2 separate regions of the Homo sapiens genome follow, and region 2 is linked to region 1. A link is a loop called in an ENCODE intact Hi-C map of the cell type or tissue named here. Cell type or tissue: PC-9. All regions are shown on one strand.

Region 1 (2,500 bases):
TCCTTCCCTCCCCCTCCCTCCTTCCCTTACCTTCCTCACCTGTATCCTCCATGGTAGCCCAGGGCTTCCCAATCTTAGCTCACAGTGGAATCACCTAGGGAGCTTTTGGATAGTACTAATGCCCTTTCCCAGAGGAACGAAATCCGAATCTCTGGGAGTAGAGTGTGAGTGCTGTGGTTTTCAAAGCTCTCCAAGGGATTCTCCTGAGCAGCCAAGGTGAGAACCTCTATTCTAGGCCCTGAGTCTGTGTTACTGGAATTCATAGCCATCTGCATGTCACTTTGCTTCTGCGTCAGCAGCAACAAGCTTGTCCAGCATGCTGGGACTCTCAGGGTCTCTCATGTCTCAGTAGACAAATTTGGCATCTAAACATTACTATGTAATTCTAAAAAATTCCCTCTTCTGCTTCTAATATGTTGATGATGTTGTTCTTATCGGTTCACTCTCTTTTTTTCCGATTCCACTGCTGCCCCCGTCATAAGCTGGTTTTTTATTTTACATACATTTATATATATATATATTTTTACCATGCTTAAGCTTTGAAACTGAGTTATTCACCTCTGGATGATTGAGATTGATTCTAAAACTGTGGGAACATTCAAAATAAACTCCTTTTCAAATAGCAGAACTTCTTAGTCAGTAGGAGACAGTAGGAGCTTAAGATAATGTGAAAATCCTGTGTTGAAATTAAACTGCCTACTTCTGTGTAGAGAGAGTAAGCTTAGTCAAGAGCAGAACTCATAGAATGTGTGTTAAATCTCCAGTTTTATCACACAATGTCTAGAGCTTCTACAGCAGGTCTTCTAAATAACTGTTGTTCATCTCTCGGGCTGAGTATCTAAGCAAAGGCCAAATAGGCATGTTGCCCATATTGTACAAGCCCTGGAAAGAAAATACAGCAACACTCTGCTTTCTCATAAACAACACCAATCTCATACTTAATCTTTAAATTCTGTGGTTAGAAGGTGGTAGTGCTGTATACCCAGTTTTGCATGAGTTTGCTTAGGGAATAAACCTATGCCAAACCACAGGTCCTGTCACCAACATGAGCTCAGTTCACACATGCTGTTAGGTTATTGCTGCCACGTCTTTAGGCCTGGGGCCGGTTTTCTCCACTTTGTTATCTGGGAACTACTTCCTCATTCTCACCTGGGTTGTGTTTAATTAATCCTTACCGACTATAACTTATCTGGCTTCCTGCCTCTCCTTATGCCCTCAGGGTTATGCTGTGTCTAAACTCCATCCTGGGTGAAACCAGGTCCTGAAGCCTCCCATCACAGGAAAGCACCAAAATCAAAACTGCCACGTATCCCATCTTATCAGAAATGAGATAAGCTTTTCCTTCACTTAGGGCTGTAGCCTGATGCTGCTTAGCAGTGAGCCCTGACTAAGGCTCACTCATAAAACTTCTCTAGGCCGGGTGCAGTGGCTCATGCCTGTAATCTCAGCACTGTGGGAGGCCAAGGCAGGCAGATCACTTGAGGTCAGGAGTTCAAGACCAGCCTGGGCAACATGGTGAAACCCCGTGTCTACTAAAAATACAAAACTTAGCTTGGTGTGGTGGTGCATGTCTGTAGTCCCAACTACTCAGGAGGCTGAGGCATGAGAATCGCTTGAACCCAGGAGGCAGAGGCTGCAGTAAGCTGAGATAGTGCCACTGTACTCCAGCCTGGATGACAGAGTGAGACCTTGTCTTCCCAAAAAAAGAAAACTACCCAGCACTTTGGGAGGCCGAGGTGGGTGGATCATGAGGTCAGGAGTTTGAGACCAGCCTCACCAATATGGTGAAACCCCATCTCTACTAAAAATACAAAAATTAGCCAGGCATGGTGGTGCGTACCTGTAATCTCAGCTACTCAGGAGGCTGAGGCAGGAGAATCGCTTGAATCCTGGAGGCGGAGGTTGCAGTGAGCCAAGATCGCACCACTGCACTCCTGCCTGGGCAACAGAGTTAGACTCTGTCTCAAAAAACAAACAAAACAACCAGAAAAACCTCTTTAGACATATTGGATTGCCTGGCATCCAGTTGGTAGCAGGGCAGAGGTTCGTCCCTCAGGACTTCCATCTCATTTTCCTGACTGTGGCAAAAACCGCAATTACTTTTGCACCGACGAAATACCATCACTGCAAAAGGGAGGGAACTGAAAAACCAAATTGGTGGCATTCTTCTGAGTCATTTCAAGGATATAGGAACAGTAAAATTTCATTTCTTACATTCATTTGTTGACTTATTTCCTACCCCTTTCCAAAGAGCATTTGAATCAGTGAAATCTGCTTGCAGGTGTGTGTGCTTAGTAGCCTTTGACGGAAAGCTTTGTTGCTGTTAACCTTTAACACAGAAGCCTGAACTGTACTCTGTCTCTCTATCCCCTTCCACTTATGGGAGAAATAAGGGTTGTAGCTGCAATCACAAGTGATTTGCTTCAACCTAACTTAGTTGCTAGAATATTGGCTCTTCAGCCAGTCATTCATTCATTCAGCTGACCAACCAATACGGATT
Region 2 (2,500 bases), 240 kb after region 1:
TTTAGCTACAGATGCCTCTGATGACTCTCTCTGCAACATTTTCATGGCTCGCCAACAGGTCTGTCTACATTTCTCAGGTCTACCAAGGGGGCGGTTCAATTCTGCTTTGATGTAATCTATCCAAAGATCAGAATCTACAGATCTAAATTCTCTCAAAGCCCTCTGTTGCAGAATTCCTGCATTCTTGCTCCTTTTCAAACTGGATCATTTCCTAAAAAAGTCAACTAAAAATGGATGGCTCTCCTGTAAACTTTTAAACACAGCTCCAGCCTTTTTGTAGCCACCACTTTGGTAAGCCCAATCCAGGTACTTATCTTTCAGTGCCCCCAGTTTTATCACTGATTAGCTGGATGACCTGTAGTAAGTCACCTAACCCTTCTGAATCTCAATTTCCCTATCCACTAACTGGGGAAAATTATCCCAATGTACCCCAAAAGGCAGTCAATGAGATTATATGTAAATATGCTTTACATATAAAGCATTAGCATTCTTTTAATTAAATTAGGCTGATGAGGTCTACCTGATGTTTAAGCAATTAAGCATTAAGTATTTTACATGAATACCATGGAGACCTTTCAGGAAGTGACAACTTATTTACTGATTTTACTGTGTACTGTATAAAATAGTAGCATCATTCATAGCAAGCAGTTTGGATTTAAGAGTATGGCAGAATGGTAGCTTATATGTCAGGTCTCATTTTATGAGCCTGTTGAAAATTTATTACTCTTTTAAAAGAATGCATAATTATCACTGGCTCCTTTTTCTTTTTCATGAATTAATTTGTAACTGTGGCTGAGTATATCTGCTCCTCTTTGTTGTGACAGAGGTACTTAAACAAACTTAATAACAAACATATATATAACCGGTTATTTGAGTTTATGAGTTCATCCTAGAGCAAAATTGCACCCAATAGCAAGAAAATAAATGGCAGAAAACATGTCTTTCTCTTTCAGAGGGCAGAACTTAGGGCACACAGGGGAAGGCTTTATATACTGGAACATCAAAGGTAGAGATGAGGCAATTATTAACAATGCACATTTTTGTGGCATGACTAACCTGAGAGGTAAATATGTTAGAATGAGTAAGACAGAGCCTTAGTGTGAGACTCAAGTCCTGATTATGTAGTGGATGAATGGCCTTAAATACAAGGTCCCTAATTTAATTGTATGGTTTTTTCTTGCTTTCAGCTATTCAGCTGTGAGCCCAAATCAGTTGAAACTACTGGCCTAATTAGATATCAGACTGTTTGTTGTTGTGGATGATCCCTGAGTAAGAAAAAGAAGAACTCTAGGGGGAAGAAAGGGACAGAGCTTCTTGCACCTCATTTCCTATGTTAAATTAGGGAGTAAGTGAAAAATGGACACCAGGAAACAAAGATCAGGGAAATCCTTCTGGCAACATTGTGCTTTTAGACAGAGCTTCTCGTCTCCTATTGAAAATACCTGACAATGCCACCCTGTATAACCTAAGAGAACATTTTCTAAACAGTTTTTATTCCTTGTAGCTACATCTTTACAAAATTTACCAAGATTTTGAGACAATTGGAATGGCTGGTGTTGTTTTCTGAATTGACTGACAGAGGAATAGGGTTAAGATGGAGAATAGAGCAGAGGAAGAAATAAAGAAAAAAAGTCTAGGAAATACATTTAACCTCGAGGGAAGAGGACTCAGTGTGACTCACAGCATATTAGCTTGAAAGCAGAGACTGTCACGTGTGCACTGAGGAACTTGTGTCATCTAGAAAAATATTCTCAGCTTACGAGGCTAGAATCCCTGGGGTTACTCTTTGTTCCTCTAGTTCCCTGGAATAAGAATCAGGAGTGTTCCTTAATTGTTTTCTCAATTGATGAGAAACAGAAGCAGAAACATTTGTTGTAAGTGAAATAGTTGAAGTTTCTTTAGTTTGAAATCCCAAAGGAGTAAATTATTTATAAATGTATATGTTGCATCTGTTATTGAAAAGAACTAATTGACTTACAAATTGTGTAGCTGCATAATGTGGCATTTTTTTTTTCTTATTTCAAGTTGTATTTCTAAATCTAAAGGTGGACCTATAGTAGATACCTTTTCTTGTTTCTATTCATCCTCCATAGAGAAGCATCTCCTTCCTCGACCTTTTTCCACAAATTCCCATTTTGCTGAAATGGCTCACAGAACTTGGGCAAATACTTTACCTATGTTTACTCACTTATTATAATGGATACAGATGAATAGCCAGATAGAAGAGATGTATAATGTAAGGTATGGAAGAAATGGCATGTAGCTTCCATGCTGTCTCCAGGCATACAAACCTCTGGGAACCTCTATGTGTTTGGAAAGCCCCCCAACCCTATCCTTTTGGGGTTTTACAGAGGTAATAAAGGTAAAATGAGGGGATAAAGGTAGGGCCTTTTATCCAATAGACCTGGTGCCCTTCCAAGAAGAGGAAGAGTTCTCTCTCCCCATTATGTAAGGACACAGAGAGAAGCCTATCATCTATAAACCAGAAAAAAAAAAGCCC

Evidence for each region. Hi-C counts contacts between places; a loop is a spot of excess contacts. Peaks named below come from ENCODE experiments on the same cell type or tissue, not always from the same donor. Only the 100,000 strongest peaks of a DNase experiment are listed, where the experiment ranks them.
Region 2: a loop joins it to region 1, with 8 times the contacts of the local background. A loop is called at or near these places in 21 of 110 quality-filtered maps.

Annotation. Positions count from the first base shown.
Region 1 is chr7:7,415,017-7,417,516 of GRCh38, reverse strand. All of the region lies in intron 27 of COL28A1 (collagen type XXVIII alpha 1 chain), which reads left to right. Among named protein-coding and RNA genes, the nearest start is that of COL28A1, 120 kb to the left of the region's middle. In PC-9, no CTCF peak of the experiment used is centred here; DNase peaks (open chromatin) are centred at 1,156 and 2,096; H3K27ac peaks cover 2,332 bases.
Region 2 is chr7:7,175,804-7,178,303 of GRCh38, reverse strand. It overlaps a transcript of C1GALT1 not described here. Among named protein-coding and RNA genes, the nearest start is that of C1GALT1, 5.5 kb to the left of the region's middle. In PC-9, no CTCF peak of the experiment used is centred here; DNase peaks (open chromatin) are centred at 23, 1,033 and 1,703; H3K4me3 peaks cover 465 bases; H3K27ac peaks cover 2,306 bases.